Linked DNA regions of Homo sapiens: region 1 is linked to region 2. The links are chromatin contacts, found by Hi-C or POLR2A ChIA-PET in ENCODE. All regions are on one chromosome and are shown on one strand. The core of a region is the stretch at or near the end of the contact, and the rest is flanking DNA. Distances in the headings are between cores, read along the strand shown. Region 1 overlaps RORA (RAR related orphan receptor A). Region 2 overlaps RORA (RAR related orphan receptor A).

Evidence for each region. A loop is a pair of places that touch in the nucleus more often than their neighbours do. ChIA-PET counts read pairs that join two places held with the same protein, here RNA polymerase II (POLR2A). Pooled maps may share reads with other maps.
Region 1: a loop to region 2 is called in a map with no recorded cell type, with 6 times the contacts of the local background. The contact joins two enhancer-like sites. A Hi-C loop is called at or near these places in 1 of 37 single-sample maps with no recorded cell type and 7 of 50 pooled maps. POLR2A ChIA-PET finds 5 or more read pairs at or near these places in 1 of 52 experiments (Caco-2).

The regions. Positions count from the first base shown.
Region 1 is chr15:61,167,055-61,172,691 of GRCh38, reverse strand. All of the region lies in intron 1 of RORA (RAR related orphan receptor A), which reads left to right. Among named protein-coding and RNA genes, the nearest start is that of RORA, 59 kb to the left of the region's middle. Within about 2 kb of position 2,616, at least 3 of the 41 ENCODE cell types and tissues checked have a DNase peak (open chromatin) inside an H3K27ac peak, as active enhancers do.
Region 2 is chr15:60,505,123-60,511,203 of GRCh38, reverse strand. RORA (RAR related orphan receptor A) reads left to right here. Exons shown (of 11, transcript NM_134261.3): 6 at 5,575-5,696. RORA-AS1 (RORA antisense RNA 1) reads right to left here. Exons shown (of 6, transcript NR_120342.1): 3 at 671-796. Among named protein-coding and RNA genes, the nearest start is that of RORA-AS1, 29 kb to the right of the region's middle. RefSeq lists an enhancer at 2,922-3,031. Within about 2 kb of position 3,268, at least 3 of the 41 ENCODE cell types and tissues checked have a DNase peak (open chromatin) inside an H3K27ac peak, as active enhancers do.

The DNA of each region.
Region 1 (5,637 bases), core at 1,367-3,866, 660 kb before region 2:
GGGCGATTTTCCCATTGTACTGGTTATATTGCCAAGAAGTTAAAAATAGTGGTGATAAGCAGTCTCTGAATTGGTCCCTCCTGAGGTGGCAAGGGTCAACTGAAAGTAGGATCATTCCTCCGGGGCCCTGAGACCTATCCCCCTTGAACTCTGTTTTGAGAGCCCCTGGTGGAGCATCTGTGGGCTGCTGTCCTGGGATCTGCATATACTACCTGAGTTTCCCTCCTGTCTTATCAATTCCTCAGACTTGTTCTTGGCCTCTGTTAAGCCAACCGATTTTAGATGGCCTCATCCTTTAAATATGCTATTTATAACCACTAATTTATGTTTTCATGATACTTCATGTAGCAGCTGGCCTTTGTGCCACCGTAAGAAAGGAATAATGAAATACGTGGTATTTATATGGGTGGCTATAGTGTTTGTCATTTCGTATATGGATTGCTATTGTAGGAAGCATGAAAAATTGCAAAGGGTATTTTTTTCTCTTAAAGATAAGCTCCAGTGTATTAAATATTCATCTGCTGTGTAAGGACACTATACCATTTTTTTTTGTTTCTTCATCCTTATTTTCTCATGGAAATATATTCAGATGTCTACAATATATATTGTTCTCATAAAATGCTTCTCACTGCAACTGGTCCCCTGAGCAAGACTTAACATCTTCATCAACAGCTGTTACAAAATATGCTAATGTGCATGCCCTTCAGCCTATAGGGTCACATCTAAATAACACCACTGAAGCACACTTGAGAACTTGAACCCTGGCAAGCCTTGACTTTGAGCTGCAGGGTGAGATGTTGAGGATCGGTGTCCCAAAGAACCTTTGCCCTTTTAAAGGCATCGTTCCTCTCCCCAGCTGCCTCATTTTCAAAGGCAACGTTTTGTGTCTTGCATTTTATTGTTTGGCTGAGCTGAAGATACAGGGAGGACAGATGACCCAGGCCTCTCTGCTAAAGATGTAGCCAGTAAAGCTAAGATTCCCAATGGGGGCCACCTCCAGGAGCAGTGGAGGAAAGTGAGCGATGTGTCATAGGTTATGGGGAGACTGCCCCTCTGCTGGGAATTATTAGTCAAGTAGGGCTAGCAGCTCTGCAGAAGTCCAGAAGTGGAGTGGGTGGGGACCAGTGAGTGTTAATACCCCACATCTGAGCAGTGTATTCTCCTTTAATAAATTTACTTCCGGATCCCTGCAGAGGGGTGGTTCTTAGGGTGTGGGCCTGGATTAGCAGAATCAGCATCACCTGGGTTCTTATTTGAAATGCAAATACAGACCTACTGAACTCTGGGGGTGGGGCCAACAGTCTGGCTTAGCAGGCTCTCCAGGTCATTGTGACACATGCCAGGGCTGAGAACCATTGCCCCAGAAGCACTTAGGCCTCTCATTGGGCTCTCCTGTTCCTAGCAAGATCACAAGGATGGCATAGCCCACCCACCGTGTGCCCCTGGATGGGTGTAGGGCTGTGGAGGACACCGGAGAAGCAAGAACTTGATTTCTGCCCTGAAAGCCAAGTGTGCCAGCTGCCCGTGGGGCAGGTCTGGTGTAGTTTTGATGATCAGAGTGAGTATGAGCCAGCATGTCGCCAAGTCCTGGAGCCTGGAAAGAGGGCGGGCTTAAATCAGACAATAGCAAATTCAAATCCTGCCTTTGCTAGTGACCAGCTGAACAATCTGACCAAATTGTGTAACCTAAGTCTTACTGTCGTCACCTGTAAAGTAAGGCGGTAACATCTACCAGAAACGACTATTGTGAGGAATGGAAAGTATGGTATCTAGAGGGTGCCCAGTAAACATTTGTTTTTAAAACGAAGAGTGAGGATATGAAACTGTAAAAGGATGTGTCTGTGCACTATCCAGCCCCAATTACGCTTCCATTTGCTTTCATTCAAGGTTGATCCAAATGGCTCTGCTTTACCTAACTAAGCATTAACAACCACTTCTCTTTTGACTGCTAGTGCTGGTATTGGTATATTGATATAATCATGGCTGTATATTTGGAGCACTTACAATGTGCCAGGATTGTGCTGAAAAATACACATATATGCTCTTTTTATATTTTCATAATGGTTTTATGAGAGAAGTATGGCAGGCAAAATAGCGAAGTCCATACCCCAATCCCTAGAGCCTGGCAATCTGTTACCTTGCATGGAAAGCGACCTTGCACATGCGATTCAGTTAGGACCTTGAGTTGGGAGATGATCCTGGATTAACTAGGCGAGCTCAGTGTAATTACAGGTCCTTATAAGAGGCGGGCAGGAGAGTCAGAGTGAAAGAAGGAGATTTAATGACAAAAGCACAGGACACACAAACAGGAAGAGAAAGATTTGAAGACGCTACACTGCTGGCTTTGAAAGTGGAAGAAAGGGCAAAGAGAATGCAGGTGGCCTGCAGAAAGTAGAAAACGCAAGAAAACAGATTTCTCCCTACAGCTTTCAGAAGAAATACAAGCCTGCCAACTCCTTGATTTGAAGACTTCTGACTTTCAGAACAGTTAGTAGATTTGTGTTGATTTAAGCCACTGCATTTATGGTAATTGATCACTGCAGCCACAGGAAACCAATACAGGAAGTCTTATGACTCAACCCACTTGACAAATGAGGAAACTGGGGATCAGCAAGGCACAGCAGCTCACCTTGGGTCACACAGCTAGGAGGCAGTGCAGAAGTAAACACACCCACATCCAATTCTAGTACACACGCTTAGAACTATTATGATGGACACGGTGCCTCTGGGAGTAGGTGTCCTGCAGAGTGAGGACTGCCTTCTGGGGGTTCTTTTCAATTTTACCATCCTGATAGGGTCAACAGAAAGGTCCACCCTGGGATGCTGCCCAAGGAACATCATACTTCCTGATGAAATCCAATGAATTTTTCTTCCCAGGTGCCCTGTACCAGGAATGTGAGCTGTTTCTTTTTTTTCTGAGGCCGTTTGTAAGGAAGACAGTTGCTGGGGGGTTTGAAGGAAAAACAGGAAGTGGCTTCAGCATCCAATGCAAATCAATCAACTGCTGGAAGAAGGGCCAAGAAAAGAAAGCTTTTTTTTTTTTTTTTTCATGAAAATGGAAAAACGAAACCAAGCCACAGACAACAATAAAGAAACATCAAGGCTAGAAAGGCTGGAGAAGGCCTCAGCATGGACTAGCTCCCTGCTGAAGCCGTGGTGTTTACGTCCCGTGTGAGGAGGAGGCAGAGAGGGGGTACCACTCTTCCTCTCACTTAACAAGGTTATCCTCTGCTGCCACAGAAGAGGAACCTGCAGAAGAGGAGGCAGAGCTGGCCACCAAGAGAGAAGCTGTAGGCAGAGGATACCAGGCAGAGAGGTATCATCGGGACCCCAAAGAGCCAAGCTCCAGATTGAAAGTATTTTTTAGCATCAACGTCAAGCCAGGGCCTTAAAAGACGCCAGACTTTTTTTTTTTTTTTCCAAGCTGTGTACAGGGCTGTAAGAGTGCAAGGCCCAGAATGGCAAGGGTTAAGGCGAAGGGAGGCTGGATTCCCCATTCAGTTCCACAGATGCCTGGCGTCTGCAGGGGACTTGGCATATGCTAGGGGATCCCTGGGGCCAGTCAGAGGAGTCAGGCCAGCCCTGCCTTCAGGAGTGTTCTTATGCTCTGGCAGGGGGAATACAGCAAGTTCCCAAGCTCCTTTAAGGTGAGATCCAGCAGGATGGAGGCACAGGAAGGTACAAAGAGTGGTGTGGCTTGGAGGGAGAAAGAAATCACATCAACTGAGTGGATAGAAATGAGTAATAATTGAGAGGTCACTCCAAGGCAGGTTCCAAGCTAGAAATGATCAGATGAGTGATCTCATTTAGGCTGTCAGAGACTTTGGGAGGTAAGCATTACACCCATGCAGCTTGGGCTCAGAGAGGTTAAACAACTTGCCCAAACACAGCTAGCACCTGCTAGAACTAGGACTGAATCTCGGTGTTTTGATTTCAAGCCCAGCATACTGTCCACCAGACTGAGCAGACTCCTGGTGAGGGGAACCATAAAACGCTTCATGTATCATTTAATGACAAGGAAAGATGTTCAAGAGAAATAGCTAAGTAGATAAGGCAGGTTATGTGATCTAGCGCTCATTAAGACACACGTTTTTATTTATCCTAAAAATATCAAGATTAATATATAATACAAGGGCCAGGCACAGTGGCTCACACCTGTAATCCCAGCACTTTGGGAGGCCGAGGTGGGCAGATAACTTGAGCTCAGGAGTTCGGGAACAGCCTGGCTAACATGGCGAAACCCTGTCTCTACTAATTACAAAATTACTATTTTGTAATTTTGTAAAAATACAAAAATTAGTTGGGCATGGTGGTGCATACCTGTAGTCTCACCTAGTAGGGAGGGTGAGGCAAGAGAATCGCTTGAACCCAGAAGGTGGAGGTTGCAGTGAGCCAAGATCACGCCACGGCACTCCAGCCTGGACAACAGAGCAAGACTCCGTCTCAAAATACATACACACACACACACACACACGCACGCACGCACGCGCGTGTATATATGTGTATATATGTAATGATTTACATATATATGTATATGTATGTATATATGTGTATATATGTATGTTTTTAATATATATTATATATATACATTACAAGTTTTCTACAGGAAACAACACTCAGCATATTCCTAAATACTAGTAGAACTCTGGGCTTTTACAACTGTTTGGTGGAGTTTTGTCTGAGCAAGTTTCCAGATGTTTTATAGGTGCCTGAAAAGGTAGGTGAACATCAGGGGATATCCCCAAGAGCAAATATACAGAAGCAAGAAATGTTAGAACCATCTTTGCATCTGTGTGAATGTGCAGGAAACATGCATTGAAGTGTGGCTGTAATACAGGGACTGTGTAGGAGAGTGGTGGGTGGGGTGGGACCACCTTGGAGGGTCCTGAATGCCACATTAAAAGATTTCGGTTCTACAGATTATGAAGGACCTAACCCAGAGGTGGTGGTTGAGATGCTGTATTAAAAGTAACACCTTAAATGTGGCAGGGGATTAAGTGAGATCTAAATTTGAAAGGTTGGTTTTCAACATAAGTGTGGGGAAAGCTCCCTGATGCCAACCTTGCTGGTCCTGAATTGTGGCACACTGTCACCACCTGGTGGTCACATAGCCAAATTGTAGGGCTAATGGATTTAGCCAGAGTCCTGGTTGTAGAGAAATTTCTTCATAAAAAAAAAAAAAAAAAAAAAAAAAAAAAAAAAAAAAAAATCCTGGTCAAATTATTTGCATCCTTTAAAGAGTTCTAAAGGCTTATAAATATCTGGATAAGGATCTCAATGTTTATTATTAACCTGAGTGTCTGTAATAATGTGGACACATTCTTTAAGTAACTCAAAATTGTTCAAACCTAGCAGACAAAGAACATTGTCATTTTCTGGACTATATGAATATCAGGATCCATCTGGAAGTTGAAAAGACTCAATAGCTTTGAGATTTGTAATGAAGGAAAAAAAAATCTTTTAAAGTAATTCCTAGCAGGTTGACATTTAAGAGACTTAACTGCTGAGTACCGAGTGAAGAGTGATTTTTACAGAAGCTCTCGTTTCAGCTGATTCCAGGGCCTGATTAGATGTCATTACAAGAAGAACTGGATTTTGAACAGAGAAGCATTAGGGGTGCAGCCGATTCTGTGATTT
Region 2 (6,081 bases), core at 2,019-4,518:
TGGGATGCTCTATTCATGCCCTTTGAAGTAAAAGGGGTATGTCTGACTTTCCTCTAATGAGTTCTGCTAAATGATGCAATTCACCTTTACCATTTGGGCCACTTAATTTTCTGCCCTGCCCCCTTGCTTTTGACCCTCTGCTGTTTCCCATGGTTTATCCAATACATGCATTGACCTCTCAGCATTAGAAATGGGGCAAAACCAACGGAAGCAGTCTTTGAATTCTGCAGAAAACTGTAAGTTCAGGAAATGGCTACATTAACTTCATTAGTGGTTTACTTTAGTTATATTCCAAGGATTGCTTTATACCTAAGGTGACAAAAAAAAAAATGGCAGTCCACAAACTGAACTTGGCCCACAGACATATTTTTTTGCCCAGGGCAGAGTTTTAAAATTTTTGAATCAGTTGCTAATATTTAAATTTGGATAATTATACCCAAAAGTTCAGCTTTTTTAGCTTCTTGTGGGAGGGGAAAAAATGATCTATTTACACTGAGCCAACATTTGTGAATGTCAACAGCCAACTGGCAACAGCCAGGGGATTACACCTTTCAATGGGCCCACCTGACTCCCGCCATTTATATCATATGCACAGCCCCTGTAGGCATCTCATTTTTGCAACTCTGATATATAGTATAAATGTTCAACAGAAATCAGCTTCTTTACTTACCAAAATGTTCTGATGATGGATATTGGTGACAAAATTGATGTAATTCATATAAGGCTCACCATGCAAAAGACAAAAAACTGTCCTTTTCTTATTGCTGGAACATTACTGCTTCTTGGGAGATGTGACCTAGAAATGTTGATAACACAGACAATGGGCAACTTTCCATTTCGAGGAAGTTGTGTTAACATCCGCTGCTATATTTAATCGATTTTTAAGTACAGCACTATTATTAGAAAAACTTTGATAAGAACCTTTGTAGTTTTTAAATTTGATCTGCTCCTCCTGGTGGTTCCTCACACAAGGTTATAATCCTTTGGGATATGTCAATTAGTTGCTGTGGAGATGACTAAGTTAATACAAGGAGAGAATGAAGACTTCAGACGGAAAAGAAACAGCAGGTTCAGACTTGAGCACAGAAATCCTCAGTTCACAGAAATAATGGCTGTGTTCTTTAGACGGTTTCTCTACCTCTGCACCCCATAAAACATCTTTTAAGTGAAAATTTATATTTCCAGTAAAATCTTTCTCCAAATAGAACAAATTGAATGTTCTTTACGGTTTTTACACAAGCATCTCTTTATGGGTCTAAATTTAAATCCTCAAGAGCAGGGACATTTTAAGCCTGGTCTTTAACCACTGAACAGCATTAAAAGGTGTATTGCAGCTCTTTTGATTAACAGAGAAACCTCTGAACTAGAAGCCAAGCTGAGCAGAGGTAGGTTTGATTTTTTTTTTTTTTTCTTGAACTAGAACAAAAACCTTCCATTTTTGTCATGAAATCTTGGTTGGCTGAGCCTTAAGCAGAACTGTAATGAAAGTACAATTTTCAGATATGAATAAGGATTTGATTGAAAGCTGACATGATACCATGAAAAATGACCTGACTCACTTTAGGTTTGCCTCCACCTTACCATAAATACTAGTGACTCTGTCCTGTTTGCTTGTCAAATATTCAATCCTGAAATAAATCCATAGGCCTTAGGCAAAGCGTGCCCTTGAACATGGCACTTTGGCTAAAAAATGCACTCATACCGAAGTGGGGCCAGAAATGGCTGAGCCGATTCCCTGAGGCTCCCGGACAAGTCAGCTTCCTCTTCCATGGTCTCACTTTCCAGTGCAGTCTGGGAGCCCTGCCCCCTCATGCTTGCTCTATGTGCTTTTAAATTAGGGATTTTTCACAGGTGTTGTGGTATTTACCAAGATAAATTAAATGAGATCATCACTAGGAGAATTCCCAAACCCAAAACTAAACTAGCATTTATCTGGAAAGTATATAATTGGGCTCTAATTCTCTTATCCCATTTATACATGCAAAGTGTTTCAGGGAGCTAAGAGTATCATGAAAGTGGCCCAAGTCTTGTTGCTGCTTCTCCAAAGCTACTTAAATTTCCCTGGTATTTCTTTTGGGGCTTAAAGCCTGCTATCTCTTTAACTAAGACTCTTGACTTCATTTTAGGCTAAACTTTGTCATCAGATTTTAAACAAGTGAAACCAATTGTATAATAGGAAAATAAATTATAAACCAACACATCCTAAGTCCAATTCTCTCTTTCAAGTGTAGTATGCACAACCTATTACTTTTAGTGAAAAATATGACTTCATCCTTGGCTAGGAAATTTTGCCCTTGGTGTACAATTAGTACCTGAATTAGACATTCCAGATAAACGACCTAGGTTTTAAGTGCAAATTAGGTTTGTTACTATAATTGATATCTAAAGCTTTGCGCAGGAGAAACAGCTGATATACTGGGCAAAGCATGAGACAAGAAATCCGCTTATATGGGTTGTGGTCCTGGCATTAATATAAGTTATACAACCCAGTATACACCACGTAACATCTGCGAGCTGTAGTTTCTCTACTCCTAGAATATAAAGGTCTGTGTCTGAATCATAGCTCTGCTACTTGCCAGCTGTGACACCTTGAAGAAGTCACTTCACTGTGGTTCAGTTTCCTCCTCTGTAAAATGGAGATAATACTAGTACCTTTCTCTTGGGGTTGTTATAAGGATTAAGTGAGAAAACATACATATTCAGGATAGACACAAATTATGTGGGACTGGCATATAGTGAATGCTATATGTGTTAACTGCTATCATAATTATTAATGTCATTATTATTTGTTAAACAAGGACAGTTTGGACCAGATGCTATCTAAAGTTCCTTCCCACTATGAAAATCTGTGACTAACTCAGAAGCGAGGACTTCCCATCTGAAGTATCGAGGCGCTGGCTGTATTGCTGAAGCAGTCATGGTTGGGGCACATGACTTGCCCCAGTCACAAAGTGAGGTAGACTATAGATTATCTGCTGAGCTCAGACAGAAGCCAGGTCTCCTAACTCCTAGCCCAAGGTATTTCACTATTCCAGACTTTATCTGAGAGACCACGCTTAAATTCTCGAATTTTATTCAGCCTGACCATACTCGCCTTTGCTGAAATGGAGATTTAAAAATAGCAAAGTGTCTAAAATCTTACACTTGCCAAATCGACTATGAATTGGAATGAAAGGCTGTTGGTGAGCAGATGGTGTGAATGCAACCACTGCCCTCTACTGGTATGTCAGGTACACTGCATGATTTGTTGTCTCACTTTTTATTGGCTGTTTTAAATAGGTAGGGATAAGTGGCCACAGTTTCTTAAGACAAAGTGAAACCACAAGATGCTAAGTATCTTATTAACTAGAAATGAAACATAACCTGGAAGGAAATGATATGAGCCTCTTCTCATCCTTCACTCCACAGCATCCCCCCCTACTTCCCTGCGAAGACTCTTCATCTTCATCATTTTTTTATCGGCAAAAATTGGTTTACATTCTAGAAACGACCTTATATAGTGAGAGTTCTTTCCAAAAGAGGTAGTTCACTACCTTATTTATGTATTTTCTTGTTTCTTACTCCCCATTATTTTTGTCTTTACTCACCTATTCTCCAGCGTCATTGATTCTAAGACATGTAATTTACTGGCTTCTCTCTCTCACTCTCAGTTTCTCATTCTTTCCTTTACATTTGTTCTTTTATTTGTGTTTTATTTTTTATGTTATTTATTCATGCTGTTTTAGTGTCTATGTGTTGCCAAGTAGGGCCATTCAGGTTTATTATGTTTCAGTGTCTCTAAGGAGATTCTGGTTTCCAGCTCCATTTAGGTGAACCTGCTCTGTTTTCACACAAACAAGTCTGCTTCTGTTTGACAAAAGCAGTAACAAATTTCCAAACAAAAAGATATTCTCCCTAGTGTTGCCAAGTTTGCATTCAGCACCGTTCTTTTAAAATGACTTGCCTATTCTATACTCAAAACCCTAGGGAGAGGGATCATTTTTTGATATGGTTTTATATTCATGGGATTTTGTCAATTCTTTTAAAAAATACTTCTTTAATCATCCTTCCCTTCCAGAACAATTATTACCAAGCTGCTCCAAATTGTTAGTTCCTGGCATCTAGATTCTAGCAGCCTTCTATGTGGTCCTCCTGCCTGAGCTTCTCTGTGCTCCAATACACCAAGCACAAAACTGCTTGTTCCATTTCCCCAGATATAATTTTCTTTTTTTTTTTTTAAGAGGGAGTCTCGCTCTATTGCCCAGGCTGGAGTGCAGTGGTGTGATCTCGGCTCACTGCAACCTCCAGCTTTCAGGTTCAAGCGATTCTCCTGCTTCAGCCTCCCAAGTAGCTGGGATTACAAGCACCCGCCACCACGCCCAGCTAATTTTTGTATTTTCAGTAGAGACAGGGTTTCATGATGTTGGCCAGGCTGGTCTCGAACTCTTGACCTCAGGTGATCCACCTGCCTCAGCCTCTCAAGTAGCTGGGATCACAGACAGCCAACACCACGCCAATTTTTTTTTGTATTTTTAATAGAGACAGGGTTTCACCATGTTGGCCAGGCTGGTCTTGAACTCCTGACCTCAAGTGGTCTGCCCAGCTCAGCCTCCCAAAGTGCTGGGATTACAGGCGTGAGCCACCACACCCAGCCAATCTCTTCCTTTTCTGACAGCTTCAATTACTTTTTTCTTTCTCTTCTTCTGTAATTCAACTTTATACCTTATTATCTAGACTTGAATTGTCCTTCCAGTGTGTTCATACGTGTTCACCAGATTACAAGCTCCTAGAGAAAACTTCTTTGGCCTCTAGGTCTTTCATATCTTCAAACTCCTTATGCTCAAGTATAATAATAACTAATATTCTGTAGCACATTCTAAGTAATCCTCCCCATTCTAAGGGCTCAACTCTTTTAATTCTCATGGCAGCCCTGTGAAATAGGTACCATTTCCCTCATTTTACAAATGAGGAAACCAAGCACAAAGAGGTTAAATAACATACCCGAGATCACACAGCTAGTAAGCAGCAGAGCTGAGATACAGACTCAAATGGTCTAGCTCCAGAGTATGTGGCTTCACAACTACACTATGCATAGCCACATGGTAGGCCCTCAGTAATGCTTGTTCTGCAATTTGCAGGAAAAACAAAAGAAATACCTAGTTGTCACCATAAAAGAATATCATTTTCTAGTTTTTCAAGAATAAGAATAATCCTTCCCAGGTCAATGTTATGTGGCAGATGTGTCTTCATAAAAATGCCAAGAAGAAGCACCACGTCAATCATTTCCTATGTCTATCTAGGTCAATATTTTTTCATTCCTAGACATTGGTATAAAGGCACAGAACAAGGGCAAAGTCAGGAGGGTCTTTGAAGTCAGCAGGTCTTATCTTCAAATGCTGGCTTTGCAAAGTCCCTGTCCTCCTTCACGTTCCCAAATACAAAACAGTTCCAAATTACTTGTTTAAATGTGTAAAGACAGTCAAAACTCGCACAGCACATTGTTTTCTACTTGTTATTTCTTAAAGCAAATATTAAATCACCAATTATTCAAAGAACTTCGCTTTTCGTGTTTGTGATCTCCCGTTTTCTCCTTAGAACACCTTGCACAGAATATATCTAAATCGCATCTGGAAACCTGCCAATACTTGAGAGAAGAGCTCCAGCAGATAACGTGGCAGACCTTTTTACAGGAAGAAATTGAGAACTATCAAAACAAGGTATGATCTGAGGAATTTTTCCTCCTAGGATTGAGGCAATATTGGGAAGGGTGTTGGTATAGGAAAGTTGGTCAAGAGTTCACACAGACTAAAGAATGAATGTCATCAGGTTTCTGTTTAAATATCTTTTTTCTGAAGCTACTAATGTACTTGAGGCTTTGCCATTTAACTCAGATGCAAAATTTCAGCAATAGCAAATAATTTCTATTGTGCTTTCTAGGTATACACATACCTCCTTCCATTTGTCAACAGGAGAATAGATTAAGCAGCTTCCAAAAGTCTAAATGAATTGAGAATTGTCTCAATATCACAATCAAGATTTTAAGGTCTGGAAGTTTATGTAAAATAATCTCAGCCTAATGTTTCTGGAAGTTGACAAGGAAGC